4 separate regions of the Homo sapiens genome follow, and all the other regions are linked to region 3. The links are chromatin contacts, found by Hi-C or POLR2A ChIA-PET in ENCODE. All regions are on one chromosome and are shown on one strand. The core of a region is the stretch at or near the end of the contact, and the rest is flanking DNA. Distances in the headings are between cores, read along the strand shown. Region 1 has its middle 75 kb from the start of LINC02685. Region 2 has its middle 66 kb from the start of PRDM11. Region 3 holds the start of PRDM11 (PR/SET domain 11). Region 4 overlaps LOC105376650 (a long non-coding RNA gene).

Region 1 (2,700 bases), core at 42-2,541, 98 kb before region 3:
ATTTCTTTTTTCTTCTTTTTTCTTTCTTTTTTTTTTTTTTTATTTTGAGATGGAGTCTCACTCTGTTGCCCAGGCTGGAGTGCAGTGGTGCCATCTCAGTTCACTGCAAGCTCTGCCTCCCGGGTTCACACCATTCTCCTGCCTCAGCCTCCCGAGTAGCTGGGACTACAGGTGCCTGCCACCATGCCGGCTAATTTTTTGTATTTTTAGTAAAGACGGGTTTCACCGTGTTAGCCAGGATGGTCTTGATGTCCTGACCTCGTGATCTGCCTGCCTCAGCTTCCCAAAGTGCTGGGATGACAGGCGCAAGCCACCACGCCCAGCCAAAGCACATTTCTTTCACTGTCTCCCCTACTTAATTCTAACTTTCCTGCCAGATAGAACTCACTTCAGTCCTCACCTTCTTGACCTCCTAGACGAGTTCCCTTGTTCTTAGTGTATCTTACAGCCCTGAACCTTCCTTTGGCTGCATACAGACACCATTCTGTTTACCTGTGAAACCCTCTGGTTTTGGTCCACACATCTTTGGCTTCCCATGCTACCCTGTGCCTGGGCCCAGACCCAGCGTTAGCAAGTACTCTGGCCATTTTTATTGTGTGAATGAACAGGAACTATTCCAGGAAATGGGAGGAGGCAGATAAGGAAGGTCTGAAGCACCCATGTGGTTGCCTCACATCTTCCCCAGAGAACAGGATCCTTACCAAACCACTGACCTGGCCTTCTGTCTCCAGGCAGGACAGGAGCCCATGGCCACGGTCAAGGGGACAGAGCTCGTGAGGGAGGCCAAGAGCTGACATCCCAGCTCTGCACCCCCGCCATTGTTCACTGTGGGCAGCCCTCGACCGCCCTCTGAGGCCCTACTACTCCCCTAAGTAATGCTGACCCTCACCCCCCCAGCTCTGCCTACTGTGAGTCTTGTCCCTGAAAACTGCATATTCTTTTGAGAGGGACATTGGTCTCCCCTGCCCCGGGAGGCTACAATCTCTGGACAGCCATAGGCAGCCAGGGCCTGTCCATCTTCTGTCCTCAGCTGCTCGCGCAGTGTCTGCACTTAGCACGAGCTCAGTGGTTAGCGGTAGGGTGAATGAATGAGTAAATAGCACATTTCCTCCACATCGTGTCAGTTTGTCAGGGACTGGGGGAAAGGGAGAGAGGCAGCAGTGGCAGATGGCCATTGGGACCAGGAGTAGGGACTAAAAAGGGAAGATGATGAGCACAGGGAAGGAGCCTGATCCACAGGCACGCTACTCTACGTTGATGTCATCTTGGACGAAACCCAGGAGGACTGGCTTATCACAAATTATGTCTCCCCAGGCTAGCGTTATCATCTGATTTCGAACAAATTACAGAATTAAGGGGGTGGGGCTGGGCCTGTCCTATATTTGGCTCTGGCATATCAGCGGAGCCAGTGAGCGTCTTCTGGGCTCGTGCACGCAAACCTGATTAAGGTCAGTTTGGGCAGGAAAGTCGCATGCTCCCCCAGATGGCCAAGGATCTCACAGACAGGAGGTGGAGGCAGGGAGGAGCCAGTCAGCCTGAGACACACGCACCTCCAGCCGCCAGTCCGCCAGTTCCCACTAACTCAAATGATGTAGCTGTGGCTGGGTGGGGGGCGGCAGCTGGCAGATGCTGTGTTGACAGAAGGTATTTCTAGCACCTCTGATGAGGACCAGATTATGCCCAGCATCCAGGGAGGTTGGGAGCGTGTGCAAGAGAAACCAAGGAGGTGGGAATGAGTACATCTTGTAGAAAAGGAGGGGGAGGCTGGGAGGTGGGAGAAGCTGGGAGCGGGGGCTGCGGTGGTGTGAATTAGAGCAGGGCTTCTGATTTCTCTTGCAGCCTTAGCTCTTGCTACCTGTAGAGGACATCTGGTGTTTTTGTCTGCTTAACATTTATTTCCTTCCTTCTGGAAACGTCATCCTGATTTGGCTTTGAGGAAATACCCTGCCTCCACTCTTGGCCCATGTAGCCCAGGCAGGGCCGACCCCACCCCTCAGATTCACAGGTGGGCCCAAGCCTCAGCCTGGAGTACAGCCCTGAGTGCAGGGCCTGACTCAGGGATGGCTTGGCATAGAAGCTGGGTCAACCAGTGTCAGCACTGAGACTGTGGTTGGAATGACTGGGAAATCAATATTTTTTCCCAATTGAGACTGAAGCAGGGAGCAGGGAACCCCTAAGATGTGGCTAGGCTCTATCTCAGAAAAAAGCCAGTGCCAAAGAAAGCAGAACAAGAAAAATGAAACAAGAAAGAAGAAATCGAAATGACATAGTTTGAGCACCTGGATCCAGCTGCACCTGAAGCTCATCTCTTGGACTCTTCTGAAAACACGAGCAAAAAATCCCCTTTCAGCTGAATTTCTGTAATTTTCACCCCCCCACCAAAAAAAACTTGATTATTTTTAGTCCTACACTCACGCCATATGAGCCTAGTTGCAGGTTCTCAGAACAGATTGAACACCACCCCCTCCAGATTGTTACTCGGGCTGTAACCTCTCCCAGGAATACCATCCCAGTCTCACAGTCTCTTGTTAAAACGCTACTCTACCCTTCACTCAAATGTCACCTACTTCAAGGCACATCCCAAGATGCTGCATTCAAGATGTTTCCTCTTTGACGCTCCCAGAGCTGACTGAGTGGACCTTTGTTATGGGGCGCGGGGCAATGGAGCTGAGGCTGCACCATGTTTGTGAGTATTTAACC
Region 2 (2,729 bases), core at 127-2,626, 66 kb before region 3:
AGCCAGTGAATAGTAAGCCAGGATTGGCACACAGGTCTCTAATTTTAATCACTTCACACTTAATCCCTAAATTATATGCTCTTTAATTAGGAGAGGGTTTAGGATTAGCCCAGAGCCAGGCTGCTGCAGGGGAGAGGCCCCCCCCTGCTTAGGGGCTGTTGGGGGGTGGAGCTCCAGCTGTCTCTAGGGAACAAACACAGCTGAGAAGGAGAAAGGGGAGGAGTGTCTTCATCGGAAGACACTAAAGAGAGGAAGCAGTGGGAAGAAGTCTGTCTTGTAACACTCAGGAGAGCTCACCAAGCGCCAGGCACAGCGCTGGGCCCCTTCCATCCTGTACCCTGGCACTCCTCAAACCTCATAACTCGTGCAGTCTTTGAAAAAAGTGAAACACTCTCTGGCTTTTGTATTCATTAACATCTCCAACAAGTGACTACTGCAACTAAAATGAATCAAAGCAAAGGAGGAAGGCAGTGCTTTGTGAACCTCATGTCCTCTGCCCCTTCTCCGAGATGCTGTCCAGACACCCCGCTCCCCAGCCAGGAGTGAATTTCACTGAATCCTCCCTGCAAAGATGCCGACAGATCTGCTCATTCTATAGACAAGGGCATTGATATGCCTGTGGCAGAGGTGGCTTTCAGTGAAGGTCTGTGACCCCAAAGCACAAGGTTTCTAATCATGACCCTATACTGCCTGTTGGGGTGACATGGGCCTCTAGCTGACAGACCACTCAGATGACCAAGAAGCCACATCCCTTGCTAAGTGTCAGAAAATTTGGTTTAAGCTGGCAATTTTCCAGGTTGTATACACTGGGGGAAGCACAGAAAGGGGAATGGCTGAGGCTCAGAGAGGGTAAGTAACTTACCAAGGCCACACAGCAATGGCCTTGTCCATGGTGTGTGGCCTCAGGACTGGAACATAAGTCCTGTCTGCCCCTGTGTCTTCCCTGCCCCCCTCCCACGCCAGCACACACCCCACACCTCTGAGATACCAGCCTGGCCTGCTGAATAAGCTCACGCAGACTGGATTCTGATGAGTGTGTTTCGCTTTGCCTGGCAGGCTGCTTAGTGATTGTTCTAAACCTGCGTGTGGGCTTCTCCACTCCCCCAGTCTTCTATTTCTTTCTTCGCCCCCAATGCTTCCCCATCCCTCACCCTCCCCCCACCAGCACCCAGTACAGCAAGCCACACTCAGCAGGTGTTCAATGAACACTTGCTCTGCCAACGAGGCATTGGACCATCTGTAGGGGGCCGGAGTGGGTGTCAGGCTCCCACCCCCACCCCAGCGCCAGCTCCAGGGCCCAGGACGGGAGTCCCTCTGCAGGTGAGCCTGACAGCACTCAGGCTGCCGTCCCACTTGGGGGAGATTGTAAAGACTGTGACTTCCGGGAGGAAGTGGTTCAGAGGCCCAAGCTGTGTCTGGAAAGTCAGAGGCTTGCTCCAGGCCAGGAAGTCACCCAGCTTGCAACAGGGCCCTCGGGTCCCATCCTCACCCCCTGCCTACAGTCAGGGAAACTCCTGCCAAGCCCTAGAAGGATGTGAGCCCAGACCCCTCTCCAGTGGCAGGCTTCTAAGACCTGGTGCCCAGGAAAGGGAGTTGGTAAACAGCTCAAACTGCCCCACTTTGAATTTAGAAACTGCGGGGAACGTGTGAGCAGTGTGGGCAGCTGGAGAGAAAGGAGTGAAGACGCAGGCTTGGGCTCGTTCACTGGCACAAACTGTGAATCCCTGGCGTCCCTCAGGGAGTCTGGCAATGGGGTTGGGATGGTACCAAGGATTCCTGGTCCTAAGGGCTTTCCCGTTGCTGTTGCCCCGTGAGTCCCACAGTTTACTAACTCGAGTGTGCAGGAGTTGCTTGGGAAACTTGCGGTTCCTGCACTCCCAGCTCCAGAGTCTAACCCGGTAGGTCTTGTGTAAGACCCAGGAATTTGTATTTTCATCGATGAGCCTCCTGACCCCCACCCCCAGGTGATTCGGCACAGGTAGTCTTTGAACTACACCTTGGAAGCACTTTCTTGAGTTTTCTTCTCCAAGGGCTGGAAACACCGGTGCTTAACTAGAAGCGGTCTAGTTGTGAAGGCTGAGGTCCCATCCGCTTGCCGGAGGCCGGCCAGCAGGTCATATGGTTCCAGTGTCTCTGAAGGCGGAGGCTGGTCACTTTGGAAGTGGACCCATCTAGGGCCTGAAGCTGGTTCCTGGGACCCTCCCATCAAGGGCTAGCTGAATGGCCACCACCCCAGGCTGTAGCTATATCTCCTAAGAAGGAACAGAAGAAAGGAAGGGGCCTGGAAAGGTGGGGAGGAACCTGCCACAGAGATTGGAGATGCACTGGGCCCCCAGGAGAGGGGTTATCGTACAGGATAGCAGGGGGACTGGCCTATGCCCCACCCCCGATGCTGACTCCCCTGGGACAGCCCTGTGGGAGATCCTCACGTTGTGCAGAGCTGGGAGGGCTGGATATCAGCTCTTCCCTTCACAGTGGGCAGATGAAGGTTCCAGGAGTTTCCCTCTTAAGCACTGGGATCCTTCCTGCTAGCGCCTTCCTATGCTGTAAGTCATATGTATTAGTCCGTTTTCAGGCTGCTGATAAAGACATACCCAAGACTGGGTAATTTATAAAGAAAAAGAGGTTTAATGGACTCACAGTTCCACATGACTGGGGAGGCCTCACAATCATGGCAGAAGGCAAAAGGCACTTCTTACATGGCAGCAGGCAAGAGAGAATGAGAGCCA
Region 3 (2,700 bases), core at 177-2,676:
AAAGGCTCAGAGAGGTGAAGCCAGTTGCTCCAGATCACACAGCCAGTAACAGGCATGAGATTCCAAGAAGCTGTGTTTGTGACGCCAGAGTCAAGGGAAACAAATGATGTGGTACCCACAGTGCTCCCTCCCTCATCACCCCCACCGCCTCCAGCTCCACATCCAGATTCCAAAAGCCATGAGCACCCCCATCTGACCATGAACGCCCATCTGACCATGAACGCCCATCTGCGGATCGCCAGCAGCAAGGTTGACACGGAACTCCTTCCGCCTTGGGAGGAGGCTTCCCTGGGGTAGTACCCTCTGGGGGCCGTCTGGGCAACTCTTGCAGGGCTTCGTGGATGTTTGGGGAAAGCACTGGACAGCGCCTCGCCCAGGTGCCTTCCTGGGAATCACCAACTGGGGTTTACTGCCCCAATTTTGGAGCTTGCACAGAGCATCCTCCCTTGGTAGGAGAGACGTCGCCATTGGGCCACAGGACTTGTAGAGGACGCCACGAGAAAGGGGTTGATTGGGGAATGGTTGTCCTGGTTACGCCACCCTGCAGTGTCCCTTGCCCTCCTCCAAGGCTTCCAGCCCCATCGCAACCTGTCAGTTTTCCAGGCGCTCAGGAAAGCATGTCAAGCACTCAAGCACTCTGTGACAATTCCACCCCCGGCCCAGTCTTTCCCTCTTCACCCCCTCTCTGTGATGTCGAATCCCATTTCACAGATGGAGAAACTGAGGAATCGAGCAAGTGAATGCCGCTTAAACATCTTTTCCAAGCCAGCCAGGGACCAGCCCCTCCAGTTCTCAGAATCTCTCTCCCTCTGTAACATATTTTGACTTGAAGAACATGTGCGATTCGTGACTACAAAACCGCAACCCCACATAAAGAGTTAATATTTTTAACGAACCCCAAGCCCCTCACCCTCAGCCTTCGCGGGACGCCTGCGTCTCGCAACTTCAGTTTGTATCTCCAAACTGCTGAGCATTCAAAGGGTTAAATGGGACCGGGAGGGGGCCAGCCGCGGAGCCCTGAAAGGGTTAAAAATCCAAACGCGTCGACTCCCCCCGACTATTTGGTTCCAAATGGACAGCCACGCGACCGGGAGAGCCAGGGAGCCCCCCTCACAATGACTTTATTAAAATTTGAGAACTTTTACTTCTGACCCCAAAAAAGTATCCCAGTTCGAAAGTTCTCTCTTAACCTTTTCTTTTTTTCATCTATTTTTTTCTCGATTTCTCCACGGGCTGGATTATAAAACGCTCCCTCTCCCTTTGGGTTTGGAGAGCCGGGTTCCCCCCTCCGGGCAGGGCGCGGGCCTAAGGGGCCCCGGGAGTTTTCTCCGGGGCCGGGTCGGGACGCGGCTGGTGAGTCCCGGCTCCGGCCCCTGAATTGGGGGGTCCGCGTCTGCCCCAAACGCCGCTTTCTTCCGTTTTCCATGTCATTTCCTGTACTAATAAGATGGTGGTCAAAGCAGGGGAGGAGAGCAGCAGCGAGTCGCCGCCGCCGCCGCGCCGAGGCTGGCGCTGAAACTTTGCCTCGCCGGGGACCAGCGCGCCCGCAGCGCGGCCGCTCCCTCCGCGGGGGCCGCCAGCCGAGGCCGCGCCGCCTCCGCCGAGCCGCCCGCCGGGCCGCTCTCGCCGCCCGGGCCCCGCGGCTGCCGCAGCATTCCCGGGAAGGTGAGTCAGCCCCGGTAGCCAATGTGGCCATTGAAAATGGCTTCGGAGAGCGCTCGGCAGTTTGCCAGCGAGCGCGGGGGCCGCCGGTGCGGGGGCCGGGAGCGGCGGCTGGGGGCGGGGGCGGCCGGGGGTCTCGGCGCGGGCGCGGGGCGGGGGTCCGGACGGCGCCGGCGCGGGGTGGGGGGCGGCCCGCCGTGGCCGCGAGGTGGGTGAACCCTCGGCAGGTAGCTGCCGCCGCCGCGGGAGCCGGGGGCCGCCCTCCGCCTCCTTCCTCCCAGCTCGCTCGCTCCTCGCCTTGTTACAATGTAGCCTTTTCTCTCCGCAAGCGGCGCGCCCGCTGACGGACGTGGCCGCCGACCAATGGGAGTGGCGGCCCGGGCCGAGCGCTCGGAATGAGAACGCGGTGACACGGACGGGGCGGGGCGCGGACGCCGACGCCAGAGGGCTCGCCGCGGCCGCCGGCCTAGTTCTCGCGGACGCCCTCGGCCCCGCGCCGGGGGCTGCTGCGGGGTGCTCGGGGATGAAGGTGGGAGGCGTCCTTTGGGATGCGACGAAGCCTTCTCCATCGCGGTTCGCGATTGCCCGCGAAGCGTGGCCGAGCCGGAGGGCATTTCTGGAATGCGTTTTAAGTGTCAGTTGCGGTGTAGACTCTTCGGGAAACCTCTCCGGAGCGTAGCCTCCACCCCCCACTCGCAGTCCCCAAGGTACTCTCCTATGCAGAAACTGCAGAAACTTAGCGGCCAATGACCTCTCTCCGGTCAAGGCCAGCGTGCTCTAGGCGAGTCGCTGCAAAGAGAATACCAATGTCTTGGGCGATGCTGGTGAAAAATTGCTGGTGTGTGTCTAGAGCCCAGTTGGGAGATGGGGGCTTAGAACCCCCCAGGCTGGGCTGGGATTTAGGGGAGAAAAATGTGAAACGTCTCCTCTTTCCTAGACGTTTGCTTCGTGTGGAGAAAGGCTGTGCTGTATAATTTAGAGTGGCTGTAAGGAAACACACCCAGCCCTTTGTGCGTGGGGCCAGGAGGCAATGATGAG
Region 4 (2,700 bases), core at 106-2,605, 120 kb before region 3:
GATGAACAATGAAATCCTTTGTAGCATTTCACATTGAGGGCAAGAGTCCCTGTCACCTCTTGACCTCTACAAGAGGTCTCACAGCTCCCACTCTTGCTGTCTTGGAATCTAGCTGCCACATAAGGAAGCCCAAGCTAACTCCCTGGAGAAGCCACCTGGAGGTAAACTGAGGCACCTGATTGGCAGCCCCATCCCCATTGCTAGACTTGTGAGTGAGGCCATCTGGGACCAGCCAGCCCCTAGCTGACCTTGCCTCTTCCTTAAAACTGGTCCAGCCAACACCACACAAAGAGGATTCATCCCAGCGGAACCTTGCCCACATAGCCAAACCTTAGAGCCATGAGCAGTCAGTGATGGTTGTTTTAAGCCACTCAGTTCTGGGGTGGCTTGTTTTGCCCCAATATATAATTGAGGCAGCTGTCTGTGTGTCCATTTGTCTCTTTGGCCAGACTTTCTTATTCTTCTTCCTGTCTCCTGATCACAGCAGAGCAGAATATTAAGAGCATGCAGCTGCATCAGAAAGATTTGGATACAAATCTTGATTTTCCTACTTACACGCTGTGTGACCTTAGACAGGTTTCTTAACCTCTCTGAACTTATATTTTCTTTCATCAGTAAGATGCACACACCTTTGGCTTATGGGTTGCGAGTTTGAAATGAGATACTAGTCAGTGCCTGGCACATAACTAGTACTCGTTAAATTTGTTAATCTGCCAATAAATATTTACTGAGCACATACTTCATGCTGATGCTGATCCTGGAATTAGGAGGCTGAACAAGACAGATGAGAGCTCTGCCCTCACAGGGGTTATAGTCCAGAAAGGGAAGACAGAATAAACACTTGAAAAACAAGATGATGGCAGATGGTTACACATGCTCTGAAGCCTATGGGACAGAAAGTCTGAGCCCATGGGACTAAGGCATGACATGGTTCAGGGGATGGGTCTAGGGAAGGCCTCTGTGGGGAGGTGACATCTAAACCAAGAGGTGGTTAATGAGCAGTAGGCAGCCACAAGAAAAGCAGGAGAAAAGGTGCTCTAGGAAGAGGAGCCAGCATATGCAAAGGCCCTGTGGAGGGACAGAAGTGGCAGAGACTGAGGAACCCAGGGGAGGCCAGCGGGGCTGCCACATGGCAGGAGGCGGGGGGCAGGCTGGAGGAGCTGATGCTGTGGCCTAAGTAGGTGGAGGCTGCTTTGTTATTATTGCTGCTGTTATTGACAGTAGCTCAGATTCAAGGCCTGATCCAGAGCAAGTGCTCGGTTCATGCTGGACAAATAGCTGATAAGCGAGGGCTTCAGGCATAACCTGTGTAATGTTTCCATGGAAACTTATCACTGCTTCCTGTTGGTAACCTGAGAGACTCCCAGAGGTCTCTCATCCTCTGGTCCTGCCCTGATCTGGGCTGGGGACTCACTTCCTCTTCCTCTGCATCTCACCCTGAGCCCCAGCTGTCGGGGAGGACGCACAGCACGGGGAATGGAAGCTCTTCCTGTCGCGGACCCTCTGCACACGCACAGCACACCAGGCCCAGATGGCCCTAGGCCAGGCCTCAAAGTTCCAGCCCACGTCAGCCCAGGTCCAGGATGCAGCTGGGCTCATGCAAGAGGAAGAGCTTACGCTGGTGGTGGGGAGTTGGGGAGCAGCCAGTCCACTGTTCTAGACAAAGGAGCTGGCCTGAGACGTGTTCCTCAGGAGACCCCACCACCAGTCACAGCAGCAACACAGTGGAAAGATGCTGTGTGGCCCCAGGACCGGGTCTGCAGCCCCATTCGACAGCTGAAGAAACAGAAGCAAAAGGCAGAGCTGGCCTGCTCTGGAAGGCTGGTGTTTTGAGAGCCAGGTTGTACTCGCCAGCTGGGCATACCTGTGTCCACACACATAGACCCACAAACACAACCTTACATGGTTCTACATGGTTATGAGAGATTCAGACATACATGCTGTTATGTGAGTAGGACAGAGACACAGACACACGCCATCCAACAGGACACTGTCTCTTATGAGGATGTGACATTCAAACATGTCATTCTACACAAGTCACACACACACAAAGCTGAGGACATATCCATTGATGTTTCTGCCCTCACTTCCCAGATAATTGTGCTGAAAAATAGAAACACCTGCACCCTACCAAGCTATTACCCGGCAGCGGCAGGAGCAGGCTAATTAAGCCTTCACAGGAGGCTGGCATTTTCCTGGCAGCCCTGCTGCCCCTCGCTGCCAGGGTGGCCGCCAGCCCGAGTGGCCTTTGTGATGAGCCCCAGGGGGCACACGGCCCAGCCTGTCTCCCTCTCCTCCCTCTCTGGGCCCTGAAATGATTCTGCATCTTGTTCTCCCAAAGGATGCCTCTTGGGCCAATGGCCTGCTTATGAAGATGGCTAGAATGAAACCCTCCCTGAAGCTTGAGGCCTGGATCAGCAGAGACCCTCCCAAAGTTCCCAGTTCTCTGACTGGAGGACATTTGAGGGACCTAAGTTAGCTGTGGACATGAGTGATGGATGCCCTCGGCTGTTCTCTGCCTATTCCAAGGGCTTAACTCCATCCCTCTGGCCAGAATGGGACTCAGTTTCCCCTTCTTGCCACCCTGGGCTTGGTTCTTGGCCATTCTCTCTCACACATTCACCTCTCAGCCACCCTGGACTTCCTGCTCTTCTTCCAATACGCCAAGCTCATGCCTGCCTCAGGGCCTTTGCACCTGCC

What was found. A loop is a pair of places that touch in the nucleus more often than their neighbours do. ChIA-PET counts read pairs that join two places held with the same protein, here RNA polymerase II (POLR2A). Pooled maps may share reads with other maps.
Region 1: a pooled map shows a loop between it and region 3 (2.0-fold over the local background). The contact joins the enhancer-like site here to the promoter of PRDM11 in region 3. A Hi-C loop is called at or near these places in 1 of 37 single-sample maps with no recorded cell type and 5 of 50 pooled maps. POLR2A ChIA-PET finds 5 or more read pairs at or near these places in 2 of 52 experiments (GM12878 and H1).
Region 2: a loop to region 3 is called in a map of naive thymus-derived CD4-positive, alpha-beta T cell, with 12 times the contacts of the local background. The contact joins the enhancer-like site here to the promoter of PRDM11 in region 3. A Hi-C loop is called at or near these places in 2 of 168 maps with a recorded cell type or tissue (gastrocnemius medialis and naive thymus-derived CD4-positive, alpha-beta T cell) and 8 of 50 pooled maps. POLR2A ChIA-PET finds 5 or more read pairs at or near these places in 1 of 52 experiments (CD4-positive, alpha-beta T cell).
Region 4: a map of B cell shows a loop between it and region 3 (4-fold over the local background). The contact joins the enhancer-like site here to the promoter of PRDM11 in region 3. A Hi-C loop is called at or near these places in 1 of 168 maps with a recorded cell type or tissue (B cell), 1 of 37 single-sample maps with no recorded cell type and 4 of 50 pooled maps. POLR2A ChIA-PET finds 5 or more read pairs at or near these places in 1 of 52 experiments (H1).

What each region holds. Positions count from the first base shown.
Region 1 is chr11:45,047,845-45,050,544 of GRCh38, forward strand. No RefSeq gene overlaps it. Among named protein-coding and RNA genes, the nearest start is that of LINC02685, 75 kb to the left of the region's middle. RefSeq lists an enhancer at 1,534-2,033. Within about 2 kb of position 1,292, at least 7 of the 41 ENCODE cell types and tissues checked have a DNase peak (open chromatin) inside an H3K27ac peak, as active enhancers do.
Region 2 is chr11:45,078,960-45,081,688 of GRCh38, forward strand. No RefSeq gene overlaps it. Among named protein-coding and RNA genes, the nearest start is that of PRDM11, 66 kb to the right of the region's middle. RefSeq lists a silencer at 1,110-1,179. Within about 2 kb of position 1,377, at least 13 of the 41 ENCODE cell types and tissues checked have a DNase peak (open chromatin) inside an H3K27ac peak, as active enhancers do; they include CD4-positive, alpha-beta T cell, where a contact is called at or near this core.
Region 3 is chr11:45,145,213-45,147,912 of GRCh38, forward strand. It overlaps PRDM11 (PR/SET domain 11), which reads left to right and starts at 1,427. Exons shown (of 8, transcript NM_001384648.1): 1 at 1,427-1,665. It overlaps LOC105376652 (a long non-coding RNA gene), which reads right to left and starts at 1,571. Exons shown (of 6, transcript XR_931241.3): 1 at 1-1,571. RefSeq lists silencers at 1,828-1,907, 1,988-2,177.
Region 4 is chr11:45,024,821-45,027,520 of GRCh38, forward strand. The region is part of intron 1 of LOC105376650 (a long non-coding RNA gene); the gene reads left to right. Among named protein-coding and RNA genes, the nearest start is that of LINC02685, 52 kb to the left of the region's middle. Within about 2 kb of position 1,356, at least 10 of the 41 ENCODE cell types and tissues checked have a DNase peak (open chromatin) inside an H3K27ac peak, as active enhancers do; they include B cell, where a contact is called at or near this core.